Linked DNA regions of Homo sapiens: region 1 is linked to region 2. A link is an interaction called in ENCODE POLR2A ChIA-PET data of the cell type or tissue named here. Cell type or tissue: B cell. All regions are shown on one strand. Links, peaks and the distances in the headings refer to the core of each region. The heading gives the core; the rest is flanking DNA. Region 1 has its middle 43 kb from the start of LINC02292. Region 2 overlaps DICER1 (dicer 1, ribonuclease III).

Region 1 (4,390 bases), core at 259-4,258, 220 kb after region 2:
AACCTCAACTCTGAGTGGAACAGCAGGAGCTATTACCACACCATTTACATGTGTTATGCCTCTGTCTGTGCAAGCTCCTGTAGATGAATTTGCAAGTTAAATGCATTTAGGTTACAACCATACCATACAAGGCACCTAATTTTCTTCTTACAAAGAATGACTAATCACCTGTTAGGAGAACTTTTGAGGACTATTATAGTATCATTTTATATATGTGTGTGTAAGGAGGCAAAGTATATGAGTGTGTATATATATTTGTCTCTTTATTAAAGACCACTTCTGTGATCTCAAATGTCATTGTCACTCTGAATTTAGACATTCATGCACACATAGGGTTGCTAGAGAAATACAAGACACCCACTTACGTTTGAATTTCAGATAAACAACGAGCACTTTTTAGCATAAGTACGTCCCAGGCAATATTTGGGAATACTCACATTCAAAAAGTATTTGCTTTTTGCCTACATTCAAATTTAACTGGACATCCTGTATTTTTATTTGATAAATCTGAGAATGCTACAGACACACAAATACACACATTTGTGGATATGCCTCCACAACACCCCCGATACAGAGACACAAATAGTGCACACGTATGCATAACTTGGCTGTCCTTTGCCATGGATTCAGACACACACACACACACACACACACACACACACACACTTCCTCCTCTATCATGAGCACAGCTGTGTCCCCAAGGTGCCCTCCGAGTTGAGTTTACAACCGCAGGGTCTGTTGCTGCTTCCTGAGGCGGGTTCCTCCCGGGTTTCTTTAAGAACCTGCAGTTCTGGGCAGCCATTACTCTTTCCTGAAGTTCCCATGGATTTAACAGCTTTGGACCTGGTTTGGAGCAGGGCCCCGGCTGCAGGCTTCCCTCCCGTCCAGGCTGCCCTGCCTGCCTCTCCCTGAAGGCGTCTCGGTTACTTGCGGGCCTGGCCGGGCTGGCTGGTGGGCTTTCTTGGGAGCAGGCCTCTTCCCTCCGGCTCCCCAGCTGCTCGTATCCGGGTTTACAGCCCCGGGGCAGTGCCTACAGGGCCTGCAGGCTGGATGTTCTGAGATTTTTATTGGCATCTCCATCAAGATGAGGGCCATGGGGGTCCTTCAGGTCTTCCGGAGCCGCTTTATTGGGGCTGGCCTTCCAGACACGGCGGGGAGCAGCGATTTCCAGGGGAATCTGGTTTCTCTGCTGGGCTCGCACCCGTTTCCTCTGTGTTTGGCTTGGCAGCGCCTGGGCCTGGCCTGTTTTGAGCCTCACCTCGTGCTTGGGCTTTTGTGGCCTGTCGGTGGATGAGGTGGCGCGGAGTAGCCGTTTCTCCTCAGCCGCAGGGACACAAACGGAGCTTTGTATGGGGCAGACGCAGGTGGAAGGGAAGGAGCTCAGGCCTCTCCTGTGCTCGGGGAAATGCTCTGGAGTTGGAGGACGTTAAAACACAAGTGCAAACCACTCCAGATCGTCTGCACCTTGAAAGCCCAAGCTCACTCGTGGGAGGACTGAATGGCCGGGTCTCAATGACTGCCGCCTTCTTTGGGACCCGGAATAGGAAAGAGGTGCAGGGAATAATATTCTGCGAGGGGATTTAAATTTTAAAACCCCAGTGGGGGTTAAGCTCACAGTGAGCTCTGGGCAGCAGATGGCCAGAGTGACCTTGGCGTTTGAGGCGGGGAAGGCAATGCCTGGGGAGAGAGTGCCTGTCCCGGGGGGTCCCCTGCTGTCCACAGGTCAGCCCATGTGGGCCACCAAACCAAATGACTAGCCAGCCGGCTTGTAATAAAAGATTCAGGATTGGCCCGGCGCATTGGCTCACACCTGTAATCCCAGCACTTTGGGAGGCCGAGGCGGGTGGATCACGAGGTCAGGAGTTTGAGACCAGCCTGACCAAGATGGTGAAGCCCCATCTCTACTGAAAATACAAAAATTAGCCTGGCACTGTGGTGGGCACCTGTAATCCCAGCTACTCGGGAGGCTGAGGCAGGAGAATTGCTTGAACCTGGGAGGCAGAAGTTGCAGTGAGCCAAGATCGCACCACTGCGCTTTAGCCTGGGGGATGGAGGAAGACTCTGTCTCAAAAAAAAAAAAAAAAAAAGATTCAGGATTAGTGTTTGACCTGAATTATGTCCCCCTCCAAATTCATATGATGAAGTCCTTGTGAATGTAGGTACTTCAGAATATGACTGTCCCCACCTCCCTGCAACCTCTGCCTCCCAAGTTCAAGATATTCTCCTGCCTCAGCCTCCCAAGTAGCTGGGACTACGGTGTGCGCCACCATGCCCAGCTAATTTTTGTATTTTTAGTAGAGATGGGTTTTTGCCATGTTGGCCAGGCTGGTCTCGAACACCTAACCTCAGGTGATCCACCTGCCTTGGCCTCCCAAAATGCTGGGATTATAGGCATGAGCTGCTGTGTCCAGTCTGGACATAGGGTCTTTAAAAAGATAATTAAACTAAAATGAGGTCAAACTGGTGGGCTCTAATCCAATGGGACTGATGCCCTCGTAAAAGAGGAAATGTGGACACAGATACACGCAGAGAAGTCCATGTGAGGACACAGGGAGAAGACAGACGTCTGCAAGCCAAGGAGAGAGGCCTCAACAGAAACCAGCCCAGCTGACACCTTGATCTCAGACTTCCAGCCTCCAGAACAGTGAGGAAGTCAGTTTCTGTTGTTTACACCCCCCAGTCTGTGGTACTTTGTTGCCGAGGCCCAAGCAAACAAATATGGTAGCCACAAGAAGGAAATGATCAGGGCGGGTCTTAATTTTGTTTTTTATACTCGGCCGATTGGAGAAGGTGGCCGCACACTTGTAGTAGAGTGTGATCACAGAGACACCAGTGCGTCCAGCTCTCGGGGCCATTCATTTCACCTCCATGTGAGCCAACTCAGCCTGCAGTTCAGCCCACTGTCCTTTATTCACTTACAGTTTGAGGTGCCCATGAAGCAGGTCCTGAGACTTAGGTGTCAGTAGTTTATCTGGGAAGTTGTTCCAGGAAATAGATGAGGGAACAGGGATGGGAGGAAAGCCAAAACCAGGGAGGGTCATGAGACAGTTGTGGTGGGTGGGCCTCAGGAGCTCGGTGCACCAGGGACCCTCTGAGAGTCTATCTGGTGCCCCTCGGAATCGTCCCACCAAGGGCAGGAAGCCAAGGAGTTTTTGCAGCCACCCAGGCTATGCCCCGGTGAAGGTCATTCCAGCTGCTGGAGAAGCTCGTCAGGCACAGGACACGGGAGATGGCCTGAGGGGGTGGGAATGTGTTCCCTGGGGTCAGCTGAGGATGGGGCACCAACGGCCTCTGCCCACTCTCTCACGAATCTTGCTAACCCAAGAGCTGGCCAGAACCCAATCCCTAATCTTGCTGATGGAGGCCCTCAGCCACCTTGCCCCTCACAGTGGGTCTGATTCTGCTCCTTCCTGCACCAACGTCATGCTTGATTTTCTTGGTTCTACATTAACCAAGGATGGGAAAAACCAAGGCATTTTTCCTAATCTCTCACAGCACTCAGCACAGCACTCAGCACAGCACTTCTGACATCAGACGTGCAGGGAGGTTCCCCCCATGCCACGCAGTTCTCCAGCGGACACCAGCGGGGTGTCCTGCAATTCAATTCGGGCCCTGTCTGCCTGGAGATAGCATCAGATCGTAGCATCGGATCGCACAGGCTGAGGGCTCAGTCCCACAAAACTGCACTTCACTTCAGATGTCAATCACAAGCCCCAGACTGTGGCCTGAGCTTCTGACTGATTGGCTATGAATAGGGGTTCCCACAGCCCCCTTTTCAGGTTTGATTAATTTGCTAGAGCAGCTCACAGAACTCAGAGAAACACTTTACATATATTGATCCATTTATTATAAAGGGTATTACAAAGGATGCCCGTAAGCAGCCAGGTGGAAGAGCAGCACAGGGCAAGGCATGGGGAAAGGGGCACAGAGCTCCCACCCTGTCCAGCTGTACCACTCTCTAAGAACCTCCACGTGTTCAGCTATCTGGAGACCCACCCCAGCTCTGTCCCTTTGAGGTTTTATGGAGACTTCATTAGGTAGGCATGATGGATTAAACCACTGGCCATTGGTGATCAACTCAACCCTCAGCCCCTGTCCCCTCCGCAGAGGTTTGGAGGTGGGGCTTAAAGTCCCAACCCTCTAATCCTGCCTTGGTCTATGCTGCCAGCCACCAGTCATCTCATTAGCATAAAAAAGACACTCATCACTCCAGAGAGTCCAAGGGCATCAGGAGCTGTGTGTCAGGGGCCTGGGGCAGGGACCAAATATGTATTTCTTAAATCACAGCATTGCACACACTTAACCCTTGGGTCTGTTGACATGCTGTTTCTCCAGCCTGAATCCTGTGCTCTCCCCCTGGAACAGGAGTCCTCTCTCACTAGAGACCTTC
Region 2 (4,390 bases), core at 269-4,268:
CCATTTGGCACACTTTCCTCTGATTGATCCTCACCCTTCACCTATCTTACATATACCTACACTTCCCTAATTGGTTTCTTACACTGTCAAGCCCACCTTTGAGTGGTGCTTTTAACTTTTTTTTGCATACTCACAAACCAATCAGCACACACTCCCCTATTCTGAGCCTGTAAAAGCCCAGGACCCAGCCACACTGGGGGAAAAACCACACAACTTCGGGTGGGGAACCACCCCCGCATCCCCTTTCTGCTGAGAACTGTTTCATTGCTCAATAAAATTTACGTCTGCCTTCCTCACCCTTCAGTTGTCAGCATATCCTCATTCTTCTTGGATGCAGAACAAGAACTCAGGAACCGCCAAACGTGGGTATGAGCCGTAACACAGGTAGGCTGGGGCATGACTGGCCCAGCCACTAGCTGAGCCAGAGCACAAGCCAGGTGTGGCACAGGCAGGCCAAGTGGGAGGGTAGCATAGCCAAGCAAGGCCCGGACACGGGGGTCACCAGCCAAAGGTCCCCAGCTGGTAAAGTGACTGAGAAAAATCCTGTGTAAATGGCTTTAAATGAAAAAGTAGAACACTTTTATTTACAGTGAGACTATAATTATGTCTTAGTTAAAAACTAAAGGAAAGGAAAAAGGGAGGGAGTGAGGAAGGCTAAGAAGGAAAAGGAAGTGAGAAAGGATAAGAAGGAAAAGGAAGAGAGGAAGGAGGTGAGAGAAAATTAGTTTACCCAAAAATTAATGATGAATTACTTGGATGAGTATTTTTCCTTTAAACTTTTCAGCATTTTAAATTTCCTACAACTTGAACACACAGAATTGGGAATTGGAAAACAAACTTTCAAACTGTGGATGATTTGTGTGACGATAAGCTAGAGACATACAATTCTGTTTTAGGTATTGAAAACATCCTCCCAGCCGTGTGCAGTGGTTCACACCCATAATCCCAGCAATTTGGGAGGCCAAGGTGGGCAGATCACGTGAGCCCAGGAATTCTGAGACCAACCTGGGAAACATGGCAAAACCCCATCTCTACTAAAAATATAAAAATTAGCCAGGTGTGGTGGCATGTGCCTGTAGTCCCAACTCCTCAGGAGGCTGAGGCGGAAGAATCACCTGAGCCTGGGGGGCTGCAGTGAGCCATGATCACACCACTGCACTCCAGAGTAAGACCCTGTCTCTAGAATGAATGAATTAATGAGTAAAAACCTCCCCCGTTAAGGCACAAAATGTGGTAACATTTACCTGAATATCTGAGTGGGAAAAAACACACACAAACTGTTTTTCCTTTGTTCTCACACACCACATAAAATTTCTGTGACCAAATGTGTGGGGTTTCTCCCCAACAACAAGCAAGCCATCAATTCTGCAGCGGACACCAGCTGGGTGTCTTCTATTAATGACTGAATTCCAACATTATCTACCTGGAGATAGCATCAGATCCCACAGGTTGAGGGCTCCAGTCCTCAAGACCTCCCCCACCCTTCCGTGTCAATTGCAAACCTCAGGTTATTTTTTGCCCGTGCTCCCGACCAATCAGTTAACTGGGGTTCCCACAACGCCCTCCTGGGATTTAACTTGCTAGACCAGCTCACAGTCCTTGGGGAAAAACTTACTTATGTTTACCAGTTTATTATAAAGGATATTACAGGCTGGGTGCAGTGGCACACGCCTGTAATCCTAGCACTTTGGAAGGCCAAGATGGGAGGATCGCTTGAGGCCAGCAGTTCGAGACCGGCCTGGTCAACACAGCGAGAGTCCATCTCAATAAAAATAAGTAAATTAATTAGGTAAAGGATATTACAAAGATCCAGATGAAGACATGCACAGGGTTAGGTATGGAGAAGGGGTATAGAGCTTCCAAGCCCTCCCAGAGCAAACTGCCCTCCAGGAACCTCCATGTGTTCAACTATCCAGAAGCTTTCCAAACTCTGTCCTTCAGGGTTTTTATGAAGACTCATTACCTGGGCATGATTAACCTTCAGCCCCTCTTCCCTCCCCAGAGGTTGGAGGGTGGGTCTGAGTCCAAACCTCTAATCATGCCTTAGTCTTCCCAGTAACCAGCCCCCATTTTGAAGCTACCAGGAGCTACCGGCCACCAGTCGATCATTAGCATACAAAAACACATCACTTTGGAGATTCTAAGGATTTCAAGCCTTGTATGCCTAAGAATAGGGTAGAGGACAGACCAAATATATATTTTACAGTATCATAGTACCTACAATTTAAACCACAAATTCATTAGCCTTCTTTTCATGCATTACTGTATCTGAACCAAATAAATTTCTGGGTTTCTCTAAATCTCTAACATAAATATGTTATGTTTAGATTTCAATATAATCATGCCTAAAATTAGATTGGTCCAAAATTGAAGTGGAACACAGGTCAAATACCATCTTAACAAATTCCACCCATCAAAGATCTCCATATAAGAAGTGTCTCCAGGCTGCAAGCCAAAGGTCCGCTTACTTCTTGGAGTACTTCTCAGAAAGATGACATTTCAACACATCAAAACAGCACAGATACCCACCCCTCCCCTTCAAGTTACCTATAATGACATTTGTCCTACAGTTTTGTTTCAAGAGACATAAATACTTAACACATCACTAGCTTTCAAGGTGAGTTTTAAGGTTCATATTTGATTCCAAGTTTCTGTACTTTACTCTTTTTTTTTATTTTTTATTTGGAGACAGGGTCTCACTCTGTCTATTTACAGGCACCATCAGAGCACATTACAGCCTTGAACTCCTGGGCTCAAGTGATCCTGCCATCTCAGCCTCCTGAGCAGCTGAGACTACAGGCACATACTTTACTCTTAACACTGTGCAACGAGTGCTAGAATTTTATTCAATTCACGACTACCCTCTACCTTTACACCAAGAAAGAGCATCCATTGGGAAAAAGGAGCCACAATTTTCTCTTTGTCAAGCTGTTTTAAGATATATAACATGAATACTTAAATACTAAAGGGAGGTCAATCCAGAGACAAAATGAACATAAGAGACTACTGAGTTAAGATGGATGTTTATTGAGACAGGAAAGCAAATATATTAAAAGGTCCAGGCAAGAGTGTGACGCACTACATCATCATAGCTTCTGCGCAACATCTCATGTTATCTGCCTTTCCCGTAACACCAAAACAAGTGTGTACCAACAGAGTTCGCCACCTCTCACGAACCCCACCCCACAACTTTCCCTAAAAACCTCTATCACTTTAGTCCCCTCCCCTCTCATTTAGCACACATGGGCTAGCTACAACACCCAAATCATCACGGGCTTCATTATATTACTGCCCCATATATTAGCTGTTATTGCCATCTCCCTCAAGAGTATTAAGATCTTTGAAAGATAATCTCATACTATACTCACATTCATATTACATAGTTCATGATTTGTTTGATTTTCACGTTACTGTAAATTTGTAATGACTAGGTAGTTTGGAATGTAGGAAAGTAAATATCCATGAATAATTTTTTATTAATTAATTCGATGTTGAGAATAAGCTTTATTGATCTTAACTATTGAATTAAAGCAGCTTTTTATAGGTCAAATATAAAACTCAAATTAGACACTTTTAAATTAAAAGACTTTAAACAACCCAAATTATTTCAACAAGCTTAACATCCTCGATCTTGGCACCCAAGTCCAAAAGAATAATTCGAGGCTAACTAGAAACTGTCAAAGCTAGAGAGGTATCAGTTAGTGCAATGATAATTTTGGTATCATCTGACTATACCCATCCTAGTTTTCTCAGTTAACTTCCAACCACTACAAAATTCTCTTCCATATTAATGCAAACTAATCTGACTCCAACCTTGAAGATGTTTCAGAAACAATTTTAAAGTTCTTAAAGTTACAGGTGCAACTGGGAAAACCCAACTCAAGACAGTCTTATTTCTCAACTTAGTTTCTCATTTTACAAACTGTATTTTGTAGGCCGGGCACGGTGGCTCATGCCTGCAATCCCAGCACTTTGGGAGGCAGAGACAGGTGAATCACTTGAGGTCAGGAGTTCGAGACCAGCTTGGCTAACATGGTGAAACCCCGTCTCCACTTAAAAAATACAAAAATTAGCTCAATATAGTGGCTTGCACCTGTAGTCCCAGCTACTCAGGAGGCTGACACAGGAGAATCGCTTGAACCCAGGAGCCAGAGGTTGCAGTAAGCTAAGATCACGCCACTGCACCCCAGCCTGAGAGACAGAGCAAGACTCAGCATTAACAACAACAAAAAAGAAATCGTATTTTGTTAGGTTTAAAATTCAGGCGAAACTCTACTGAATGTCAACTAATAAATGTAGAAGGAATGACAGAAAAGTCACCATTTTTAACCATCACATTAGTGATTGAAGCAAGGATCATTAATGGATGCTAAAACCATTGGGTGAAGGT

What was found. Peaks named below come from ENCODE experiments on the same cell type or tissue, not always from the same donor. Only the 100,000 strongest peaks of a DNase experiment are listed, where the experiment ranks them.
Region 1: POLR2A ChIA-PET joins it to region 2 with 5 read pairs; 4 of 35 experiments call an interaction of 5 or more read pairs at or near these places.

Annotation. Positions count from the first base shown.
Region 1 is chr14:95,370,268-95,374,657 of GRCh38, forward strand. No RefSeq gene overlaps it. Among named protein-coding and RNA genes, the nearest start is that of LINC02292, 43 kb to the left of the region's middle. RefSeq lists enhancers at 1-2,877, 1,115-1,667. In B cell, for the core only: no CTCF peak of the experiment used is centred there; a DNase peak (open chromatin) is centred at 664.
Region 2 is chr14:95,146,268-95,150,657 of GRCh38, forward strand. All of the region lies in intron 1 of DICER1 (dicer 1, ribonuclease III), which reads right to left. Among named protein-coding and RNA genes, the nearest start is that of DICER1, 9.1 kb to the right of the region's middle. In B cell, for the core only: no CTCF peak of the experiment used is centred there; no DNase peak of the experiment used is centred there; H3K27ac peaks cover 2,574 bases.